Regions from separate parts of the Homo sapiens genome. Here region 2 is linked to region 1. The links are chromatin contacts, found by Hi-C in ENCODE. All regions are on one chromosome and are shown on one strand. Each heading gives the region's core, a stretch centred on a gene start or an enhancer-like site at or near the end of the contact. The rest is flanking DNA. Distances are from core to core; before and after follow the strand shown.

Region 1 (5,642 bases), core at 2,133-4,632:
ATGCATAGCAGGCCAGGTGCGGTGGCTCACACCTGTAATCCCAGCACTCTGGGGGAGGCCGAGATGGGCGGATCACTTGAAGCCACACAGAAATCAAAAGAAGGAGTTTGAGTCCAGCCTGGCCAATATGGCGAAACTCTGTCTCTACTAAAATACAAATATTAGCTGGGCATGATGGCACATGTCTGTAATTCCAGCTACTCGGGAGGCTTAAGTATGAGAATCACTTGAACCCAGGAGGTGGGGGTTACAGTGAGCCAAGATCACACCACTACACTCCAGCCTGGATGACAGAATGAGACCCTGTCTCAAAAAAAAAAAAAAAACATAGCAAGTCCTTTTACATGAGGATGAGTTACCGTTTATCTTGAGAGCGTGTATGCAGTGGATCATGTCTGCCAGGCTATGTAAAAAGGAGGCTTTGGCTGGGCGCCATGGCTCACGCCTATAATTCCAGCAGTTTGGGAGGCCTAGGCGGGCGAATTGAGAGGTCAGGATTTTGAGACCATACTAGCTAACATGACGAAACCCCGTCTCTACTAAAAATACAAAAAATTAGCCAGGCGTGGTGGCATGTGCCTGTAGTCCCAGTTACTTGGGAGGCTGAGGCAGCAGAATCGCTTAAACTGGGGAGGCAGAGGTTGCAGTGAGCCGAGATCATACCACTGCACTCCAGCCTGGGTGACACAGCAAGACTCTGTCTCAAAAAAAAAAAAAAGGAGGCTTTATTTCTCTTTGCATCTCATTAATGGATCACCTGCGATGGGCATCACAGTTTGGTTTAATGTTTATTCAATAATAAAATTGTTTTCTTTATTTTCTGAATTTGTGGAGAGAATATTCTAGGTTAACAGAAGAATTTATTTATTTATCTATTTATTTATTTAGAGGTGGAGTCTTGCTCTGTCGCCAGGCTGCAGTGTAGTGGCGTGATCTCGGCTCACTGCAATCTCCGCCTCCCAGTTCAAGTGATTGCCCTGCCTCAGCCTCCCAAGTAGCTGGGACTACAGGCGCGCACCACCACACCCAGCTAATTTTTTGTGTTTTAGTCGAGACAGGGTTTCACCATGTTGGCCAGGATGGTCTTGGTCTCCTGACCTCATGATCCACCTGCCTCAGCCTCCCAAAGTGCTGGGATTACAGGCATGAGCCACGGTTCCTGGCATCAGAAGAATTTATTTTTAGTCTTTTCCTTACCAGTTTTTATGAAACAACTGGGCAAGAACACTAAGAACACTGTTAGAGTTCACCAAAAAATTGTGATGAATCATTGTCCTTATGATCCCATTTTTGAAAACTGACATTTTAATTGTAAAGCAAAAATAAAATTCTAAGCCCCCACAACTGACTGAATGGACTCCCCTGTCGGCCAGCAAGATCCAAAATAAACATGAAAAACTAATTCAGGTCATGATGGGAAGGAGGGGGTCGGACATGCCTTGTCATACTCTCCTCCCTTCAGAGTTTAGGCACAGCTGACCAACATTAACACTAGAATACAGATCATAAGACTGACAGAACAGGCTCTTTGTATCAGTAAGATACCCAACTCCATCCAGACTCTGATATAGCATCACATGACAGATAGCAGTCCCTGAAGGAAATCATAGTATTTTATCCCATAATATATTTTCTTTGACACACTTTAAAATAGTCCTGCAAAGCCATCTCTTTGGGGGAAATTTGCATTCTGTAGAGAATCTCCTTCCCTTACAGAAAAGAAGTCTTTTCTGGAGATTCTGACACCTTTTAAGATCCAATAAGAGATATTTATCATCTATTCTCTCTGAAGCCTGTTCTGAGGCTTCATCTACATAACAAGAACCTTGGTTTCCACAATGCCCCTTATCTTAACTCAAGCTTTTCTTTTCTTTCCCTCCCTCTTTCTTTTCCTTCCTTCCCTCCTTCCTCTCTCTCTTTTCCTCCCTCTCTTTCTCTCTTTCTTTTCTTCTCTGTTGCCCAAGCTGGAGTGCAGTGGCACCATCATGGCTCACTGTAGCCTCAACTTCCCAGGCTCAAGCAATCCTCCCATCTCAGCCTCCTGAGTAGCTGGGACTACAGGCATGCACCACCACACCTGGATAATTTTTTTTTTTGTAGAGGTGGGGGTCTCGCTGTGTTGCCCAGGCTGTCCTTCAACTCCTGGCCTCAAGGGATCCTCCCAGCTCACCCTCCCAAAATGCTGGGATCACAGGCATGAGCCACCGCAATGGCCCATTTCTTCATGTCGTTTTCCAACTGTTCAGCCAACGCTTAACTCTGAACCAACTGCCAATCTTTGAATCTGCTAGTGACCTGAAAGCCTTTCCAGGCTGACCCAATGTGTACCTCTCATGTATTGATTTATGTCTTTGCCTGTAACTGCTGTCTCCCTAAGATGTATAAAACCAAGCTGTAACCCAACCACTTTGGGCTCACGTTCTCAGGACCCCCTGAGGCTGTGTCACCAGCCATGGTCACTCAAGTAGGAGGCCCAGAATAAAACTCTTGACAGACTTTGAGTCTTTTTGGTCAACATAACCTAACCCTAAACATAATCCTCCTGGGGAAGGTGAGATCACAGGTATCTCTTTTCTTCGTTCGATCTGTGTATTTCCTGATTTCTCTACAGTTTTTAGGCATTCGCTGTGTGATCTAGAAAAGCTACAGAGTCTCGCTCCGTCGCCAGGCTGGAGTCCAGGGGCGCGATCTCGGCTCACTGCAACCTCCACCTCCCGAGTTCAAACTATTCTCCTGCCTCAGCCCCCGAGTAGCTGGGATTACAGGCACACGCCACTACTCCCAGCTAATTTTTGTATTTTTGGTAGAGAAGGGATTTCACCATGTTGGCCAGGATGGTCTCTATCTCTTGACCTCGCGATCCGCCCGCCTCGGCCTCCCAAAGTGCTGGGATTTATAGGCGTGAGCCACCGCGCCCAGCCACAAATTCTATTTTCTTTCTCTTCCTTGGAAAGCATCGCTGGGCATTTATCCTGTCCTAGTATTTGAGTGAAACTTCTCTTAGCATTTCAGCGCAGTGACCACGATACACCCTTTCCTTTCCTTCTCTTTATGGGAAACTCGGTTCTAACCCAGAGGCCTTGGGCTCCAGGACCCAGTCAGGCAGCCCTGGACTTGACCCTAAAAGGGAGTAAAGACAAATGCGAAGTTCAATCAGGGGTTCAGAGCTCCCAAAGCTCATAGCCTGGAGCTTCTTAACCTTTAGGCAGGGTAGAGACATTTAAAACGGCCCCTAAACTTGGGGGGCGCGTAGGCTCATGGGAAATAGAGTAGGGTGCTTGTCCTGGGACCAGCTGTGGGCCCCGGAGGCTGACTTCCGGTGCACTCCTGCGCGTGTGCACCTCTCTCTGTGTGCGTGTTCGCGCATGCGCGCCGCCGCTGCACTGCCCTCGCTTCCTGTGCGTCCTCAGGTCACCGCTTGCTCTAGTTCCCAGGCTTTGGCCTCCAGTGGACGAGAATCGCGGAGCCTGCGGGGCTGGAGGTTGAGCGCCCGGGCCAGCACCTAGGCGGGCGCGGGGGTGTGCAGGCCAGGGTTCGCGCGGGCCGGGTGGAGGCTTGAGCGGGGACCCCCGAGCTTGAGCCCCGGAGCCGGCGGCGCTGGGGCCAGAGGGGCCGGACGGGAGGTGGCGGAGGTGGCGGCGGAGGCGAAGGGGCGGCGGGACGCGGGCCTGGCCCGTGTGTGTCCTGGCGGCCTGGCCCAGGCTGCCGCTGTACGGTGAGCCCGAGGGAGGCGGATCTGGGTCCCGGGAAGGACACCCGCCTGGATTTGCCCCTTAGGCCCGGCCCGGGCCCCTCGGGAGCAGAACAACCTTAGTGAGGTGGACAGGAGGGGACCTCGCGAGCAGACGCGCGCCAGCGACAGCAGCCCCGCCCCGGCCTCTCGGGAGCCGTGGGGCAGAGGCTGCGGAGCCCCAGAAGGGTAGGTCTTGGGTTTTCGGGCCCGGAGCGAGAAGGGCCTGAGTGAAGTCACCGTGTGTTGGGGACCTTAGAGTGTGGGGCAGGGGGAGGGTCTCGATCGCTTGCAGGAGAGACGTGTGTTTGGGTTTGAGGGCAGGGTCCGGCTGCACCGAACAGGCGCTGCATGGGAAATCTGGGAGGACGAGGCTTATGGGGGCCTGGAGGGTGTCACCAGCCTCAGCTGCGGACGTCGTCTCCACTCCCCGCTAACCCCTAACAGCCCTTCCTCCTCCTTTCCGTGCTCCAGATTTCGACCTCCTCTAAACGTCCGTCAGCGCCTCTGTTCTCTCATTTAAGTGTCTGCTGATTCCCCCCTTAGATCTGCCCTGGAGACTGGTAGTAATGCAGGAACAGTCTGCAGGGATTCTCTCTTGCTGCCTCAGTTGCTAGGGGAAGAGACTGGGCCTTAGCAGGTGGGTGACTTGACCGGGTCACTGGCTTTGTGGGTAGAGTTGCTCATAGTAGAACTCAGGAGTCTTATCTCCCAGGCCAGTGTTCTTTCTCCCGTATCCTAGTTTTCTTAATAGAAGATTATTAGGTGCAGCAATAACCAAGTTCAGTTAGATAATTTAGAAACAAAACCATATTTTATACACATTCATTTCATTTCTGAGAGCTCACATACTCAATTCCTATGGCTTCTTTGATTTTAAGCAGTTTAAAGAGACAATAAGAAAATGCGGGCCGGATGCAGTGGCTCACACCTGTAATCCCAGCACTTTGCGGGGGCTAAGGCAAGAGTATCCCTTGAGACCAGGAGTTAGAGACCAGCCTAGGCAACATAGGGAGACCCTGACTCTACAAAAAATACAAAAGTAGCCAGGCATGCTGGGATGCACCTGTGGTCCCAGCTACTCAGGAGGCTGAGGTGGGAGGATCAATGGAGGCCAGGAGGTCGAGGCTGCAGTGAGCTGTGAATGCACCACTGCACTCCAGCCTGGGTGGCAGATTGAGACCCTGTCTCAACAAACAGACAAACCACAAAAAACATGAGCTGTATAATGGGAATTTTTTTTTTCTTTTTGCAGGTTGTATTTGATGATGGCAGACTATTTGTAAAAGGAGTCATGTTACCCATGAGAGTCTCACTCATCTGATTACTACCTGATTATCTTAGAGTTACAAAGTTACAAGTGCATGCTTCGCCTATCACTCTTTTTCACTCTCTTTTTTTTTTTTTTTTTTTTTTTTTTGAGACAGTGTCTCTCACCCAGTCTGGAGTGCAGCAGTGTGGTCTCGGCTCACTGCAACCTCCACCTCCCAGGTTCAAAGGATTCTTGTGCCTCAGCCTCCTGAGTAGCTGGGACTACAGGCATGTGACACTATGCCTGGCTAATTTTTTTGTTATTTTTAAGTAGAGATGGGGTTTCGCCATATTGGCCAAGGAAGGCGGATCACTTGAGGCCAGAATTCGAGACCAGCCTGGCCAACATGGCGAAACCCTGTATCACTCTTTTAGGCCCTTCTGAGTGTTTGCAGGCTGAGTGTTCACAGGGTGTTAGCCTATTGAGCTTTCTTTTGTGGTTCTTACGCAGGAGATTCCTGCCTTTGCAGGCCAGAGCACTCATGACTTCAGTGACCTGCTTCTCCCCCTCTAGGTCTACCAGCCACAGTCTCTGCACGTTTCCAAGAGCAGCAGAAAATGAACACATTGCAGGTGAGTTTTCATGCTTGTGTATATGTTC
Region 2 (5,642 bases), core at 3,143-5,642, 190 kb after region 1:
GGGGTCATCAGTTAGGCCCTAGACGTCCTCACACCCTTGCAAAGGGGATGTGTGGTCAGCTGCCACGTCTTGTCCGTGGCCAAAGGCTGTAGCTCCTCCCTGAAGCCTGAGCACCCCTCCCCCGACACCTCCCAGAGGAAGCTCCGTGATGCCCCTGGGGCCCTGAGTGTCTGCTTATAACCAACCCTGTTTAATTTTCCTGTGAAGAATGGAGACTTTTGCTGTCGGCTCCAGAGCTGTGCGTCTGTGTGAGTAGGGGGTGGCCGTCCCCCCAGGGAGGGTGCAGCTTCATGTGTCTGGTGGCCTTTCCTTCCAGACCCCCAGAGGAGCCCACCACCTGGACCGGGTACTTCGGGAAAGTGCTCATGGCCTCCACCAGCTACCTGCCTTCCCAAGTGACAGAAATGTTCAACCAGGGCAGAGCCTTCGCCACGGTCCGCCTGCCATTCTGCGGCCACAAAAACATCTGCTCGCTAGCCACGTGAGTAGAGCCGGCGCCTCCGTCCCCCACCCCGTGTGCCTCAGGCCGAGGGGCCCAGTCCTGGCGGCTTGTGGCCCCTTCCGTGCTTCTGAACAGGAGCAGCTTCTTAGAGCCGACACTCCATCGAGAGTTGTCGGGGATGGGAGGTCCCCTGGCAGGCACTAGGCTTGCCGCTCTGTGCGGGGGTCCATTTCCAGACGGGCTCCCGTTCTGTTTTTGTGGATAGTCTGCGGTATTAATGAAAGACGTTAAGTCAAACCTCGTGAGTGTGCCGTAGTTAACCCTTTGGGGCCACAGAAACCGCACTTGCCGAGTCTCAGGCATCCGTCCGGCTCCAGGGTCTGGCCTCAGAACACACACAGGGCCTGTGGAGGTTCTGTGCTGCGTGCGGGAAAGATTGTCATTACACCCAGTGATGGCAGGGCTTTGGGCTTCCGTGCGTCTTTAAACATCATTTTCCAGTTTTGTTATCTGACTAGCATCCTGGAAAACTTCTCTGACGATGACTACCTATAATAATCCCAGAAGCCACAAAACTGGTTTCATCCCGCTCTCGTCTCCCGTGGGCTTCAGGGCTCAGCACACGAGTGCAGCCTTGGCCGTGTGAGCCGAGGTCAGTGGGGCGCCAGACACCTGCAGCTGCCCTTGTGCTCATCTTGCTGGGGTCTCTTTCCTCGCCTGCCAAAAGTGAGGCCGCCATGTAGTAAGACCGTTTCTGTGACAGTTGTCTAGAATTTGGCTGCTCTTTATTCTCCCTAGAATTCAGAAGATCCCGCGGTTGTTGGTGGGTGCCGCCGACGGGTACCTGTACATGTACAACCTGGACCCCCAGGAGGGCGGCGAGTGTGCCCTGATGAAGCAGCACCGGTGAGTCTGCTCCGGCCGCTTCACGGAGCTGCTCCGTGCTGGCGGGGGGCTTTCGGGGCACCTGGCGAACGTTTGTTTATTTCCTTGCAAACCAGTGACATAGAGGGGCAGATTCCAGCACAGCGGCCCATGCCGCGCAGGTCGGGAGCTTCGCTTTCCCAGGTGAAATCAATGCCGCCGCAAGACAGGGAGCCCCGGGCTGCGGCTGGTGGCGTCAGGGCTCCCTCAGGGACTGGGCACAGAGGCGACGCAGGGGTGGCGGGAGCCGCATTTGTTCTTAGGTGGGGGAGAGGTGCTGGGAGGCCAGGCCTTCCTCCCCAGGGTGGAGTTTCGCATTTGGAAAGGAAGGGCGCAGCGTGGTGGCCTCCACAATTCAGTGCACGTGGCTGAGAGCCTCTTGTCTCACTGTGAGGTACAGGTTTGTTCTTGGAAAACAGGGAGTTAACATTTGTTCATTGGGAAGTAATGCATTTTCATTCTGTCTTACATGTTTTTTAATGATCAAAAAGTTCTAACAACATATAATTTTTTATTTTAGAGATAGGGTCTCACCCTCGCCCAGGCTGGAGAGCAGTGGTGCAGTCACAGCTCACTGCAGCCTTGACCTCCCAGGTTCAAGGGATCCTTCCACCTCAGCCTCCCTAGTAGCTGGGACTACAGGCACACAGCACATCCAGCTAATTACTTTCTTGTGCAGGGTCTTGCTAGGTTGTCCAGGCTGGTCTGGAACTCCTAGGCTCAAGTGAGCCTCCTGCCTTGGCCTCCCCAAGTGTTGGGGTAACAGGAGTGAGCCGCTGCACCTAGCTTTTTGTGTGTGTGTGTGAAATGGAGTCTCACTCTGTCACCCAGGCTGGAGTACAGTGGCGCGATCTCGGCTCACTGCAATCTCCGCCTCCCAGGTTCAAGCGATTCTCCTGCCTCAGCCTCCCGAGTAGCTGGGATGACAGGTGCATGCCACCATGCCCTGCTAATTTTTTGTATTTTTAGTAGAGACGGGGTTTCACTGTGTTAGCCAGGATGGTCTCCGTCTCCTGACCTCGTGATCCGCCCGCCTCAGCCTCCCAAAGTGCTGGGATTACAGGCGTGAGCCACTGCACCCGGGCTAGCCTGACTTTTTTTGTAAATAGTGAATCCTCGTTATTAGTTAGTTCTTCCATTGTAAAAGTGAAATATTGTCTTGTTAGGTATAACTCCCTCTTTAGACTTTCCATGTAAAACTCTTCATGTAAAAACGTGTGCAGATAGACGAGATTAAAGTTGCCACGGCGTGATGAATGCCTGGCGTCCTGTGTGGTGAGTGGTGTGCTGGCTCTGTTGCCGCAGGGCAGCCAGTGTGTACTGCCCGCAGGGCTGCCCTGTGTGGAGACGCTGAGCTGTGTCGCTTTCTTCCCTCCAGGCTGGACGGCAGTCTGGAAACGACCAATGAGATCTTGGACTCTGCCTCTCACGACTGCCCCTTAGTCACTCAGACATACGGCGCAGCTGCAGGAAAAGGTACTTACGTGCCTTCATCCCCAACGAGACTTGGTAAGGGGCGTGACGCAAACCTGGAAGGTAATTAGCCCCACAGCCCCGAGTGCTACTGCCTTCTGCTGGCTCCGGAGCCACCCCACCAGCTCCTCACTGGGAAAGATGGGGACTGGTTCTGAGAACATAAGCGAGGTTGGTAAATGGGTGTTCCCAAGGCCTCTCTCAAGGCTGAATTCAGTTTCGTTTCCTTTTTTTTTTTTTTTTTTAAAGGAGAGATGGGGTTTCCCTATGTTGCCCAGGGTGGTCTCAAACTCCTCCTGGGCTCAAGTGATTCTCCCGCCTCAGCCTCCCACAGTGCTGGGATTATAGGCATGAGCCACCGTACCAGGCTCATTTTCTCCGTTTTTAAAGAAAATGTCATCCTGGCTCAGGTGACTCTGGGGTCACGTGACTTGGGCCCAGACTGGCCACCTCTCAGCCAAGATACCACCCTGAAAAGTACTGCCAAGGGTTTTGCCTCAGTCTTTTCCCTCCCACCTTTTTCGTCCTTCAGCAAATCTGCATCGAGTACTGCCTTCATGCTGGGCCTGTGAAGTGCAGAAGCTGTAGGGGAATGAGGCCAATGGGCTCCCCTCCGGCGGCAGCACTAAGACCCATGCATGAGATCCTCCAGCCACAGCCTTGGCTATGTGAGCCACCTTCTTAAAAAAGCCAACTCGCACTCCAGTGGGAGAGCCTGTGGTTTTGCACCCACGCAGGGCTGTGCCTGCTCGCTGCCACTCCCATCTGTGAACCGGCACTTCCAGTTCATGAGCCCACCCTGAGAGTCTCCTAGTGTCATTTTTTTTCCTGGTGTTATTTTTGAGCTCTTAACCAGCTTGAGAGAGTTTGTGGCCCGTCCATGAGGGAGCCTCTGTTTACTGTGCAGGCATCATTTTGACATTTATGAATGTCAGAGAACAAATGACTTCATCTCGAGCTGCCTAAGGCTGCAAAGAGTTCATTAGAAAGCAATCAGAATTCAGAACGTCTTAGTACAGGCTTCAGTTTATAAATATACACCAGTGTTTCCAAAACACAGTCCTCAGTGTGTGTCATGGGGTCTGTGGTGTGTCCCCAGCCTTTGAAGGGTGACTTCGTCGTCTCTTTGCAGCCTACACAGACGACCTGGGTGCTGTGGGTGGCGCCTGCCTGGAGGACGAGGCCAGCGCCCTGCGCCTGGATGAGGACAGCGAGCACCCGCCCATGATTCTTCGGACTGACTGAACTTGACCTGTGACCTCTGACCCGGGGAGCAGAGAACACTGGCTTCACAGAGGACTTTGTGCATTGCTGCTATGAACTTTGACCTGAGTCGGGGGAGAGGATGGCAGAGACTTTATTAAAAAAAAAAAAAGATTGTAGTGGTAGTCTAACTCCATAACGCTGAGGAAATACATCATTTTCACTTCAGTGGCTTTTAAATCCTGCTTATGAATTTTAGCTTTTTGTTTGTTTGTTTTCTCTTTTTGCCAAAATTAACTGTTTGGTGAAGCCCGCAAAACCTCCTCGCTTTGCATGCATGAACGTGCCAAGCCAGCATAGGGGAGCTAGAAGCCACTTTCCAGCCACCTGCCGTTGGGTTTTTTCATATCTGTACATAATGCCGAGTGCGTAAGGAAACCGTGGCGTCGCGCACAGTGGGTCTGCTTGTCAAGGCCAGTTCTGCAGTGACAGGCCCAGGGGCTGCCCACCAGGTGTGCTGGGCAGACTTCAGCTGGGACAGAAGTCCGATCTCCCTAGGGCCCCACCTGGACCATTTTCCCTCCGTTTTATTTTGTTAATTAAATTCTTTCCAAATTGGATCGCTCTGGGATTTCTTCCATGGTGGACTTTTGTTTCTGATCTTGTTTTCCCTGTGGATATTGGAGGACAGCGAGGTTCTTTCTGATACTAAAAACCTTTCTTTCAGGCAGCAAATGAACTTGAAAGGTTGCCTGGACTCGCTGGAGCAAAGGAAAGCGATTTTGTTTGTATAATTAAATGATCTGTTCTTCTACTTCACTCTTCCTGTTGAAAAACTGTGTGATTTTTTTTTTTTTTTAAGTAAAGTTTGTAGCTCCTCCCATGCCCAGGAAAGCACAGAACTCAAGTGTGGTGGCCGTCTGAGCTGTCCTTTCGCTGGCCCCGCTGTCCGCAGGGGCTTCCTACCTGTGTGAGAGGTCGTAGCGGGAGACAGCAACAGAGAGTAGGCGGCTGGGCCACGTCCTTCACAGGGCGTCATGTGCCTTTCTATTTTCATCTTAGAAAATTTCCTCAGCAAACCGATGAGAGATTGTGGTTGCAAGCTTCAGTATTTGCCTCGCTTCCCTTCCCTTTTCATATTTACAGAATTAAAACAACCTCAAGTACCTCAGACTCTGCATTCCAAACCAAGGCACCCAGCAGCCAAAGTGTCGAGGGCATTTAAGTGGCATTAATGGCAGGAGAGATGGTTTTAGAATCTATGGAGTGGTGGAAGTTACGGATAGAAGGGAAAAGGCAAAAACTATTTACCCTGCCTTTGCAGGCTGGGGTTTTTGAACCGAGGAAGGCTGGGACGCCTGTTTCCAGATGGTTGTCATGGTCACGCTGGGCGAAGAGCTGGAGGGGAGTTGTCCCCTCAGCTGAGCGGCTGCGGTGAAATGCCCCAGTGTTCCTGGGTTGGCTTTACGGCAAACTAAATGCAGGGGACGCTGGAGTCCGACTCACCTACACCGGCTTCCTCCCAGCCGCTGGTGTGCGGCACACACAACATCTGCATTAGGCAGAGGTGCAAGTGGGCTGATTGAACTTTTCCTTCAAA

Evidence for each region. A loop is a pair of places that touch in the nucleus more often than their neighbours do. Pooled maps may share reads with other maps.
Region 2: a loop to region 1 is called in a map with no recorded cell type, with 17 times the contacts of the local background. The contact joins the enhancer-like site here to the promoter of RBAK in region 1. A Hi-C loop is called at or near these places in 6 of 37 single-sample maps with no recorded cell type and 5 of 50 pooled maps.

The regions. Positions count from the first base shown.
Region 1 is chr7:5,042,478-5,048,119 of GRCh38, forward strand. It overlaps RBAK (RB associated KRAB zinc finger), which reads left to right and starts at 3,383. Exons shown (of 5, transcript NM_021163.4): 1 at 3,383-3,919; 2 at 5,556-5,614. The coding sequence starts at 5,600. RBAK-RBAKDN (RBAK-RBAKDN readthrough) reads left to right here and starts at 3,383. Exons shown (of 6, transcript NM_001204513.3): 1 at 3,383-3,481; 2 at 5,556-5,614. The coding sequence starts at 5,600. RefSeq lists a silencer at 3,523-3,732 and an enhancer at 3,883-3,992.
Region 2 is chr7:5,226,864-5,232,505 of GRCh38, forward strand. It overlaps WIPI2 (WD repeat domain, phosphoinositide interacting 2), which reads left to right. Exons shown (of 13, transcript NM_015610.4): 10 at 317-481; 11 at 1,241-1,348; 12 at 2,745-2,875; 13 at 3,972-5,642. The coding sequence ends at 4,084. Among named protein-coding and RNA genes, the nearest start is that of WIPI2, 39 kb to the left of the region's middle. RefSeq lists an enhancer at 5,094-5,243. Within about 2 kb of position 4,393, at least 10 of the 41 ENCODE cell types and tissues checked have a DNase peak (open chromatin) inside an H3K27ac peak, as active enhancers do.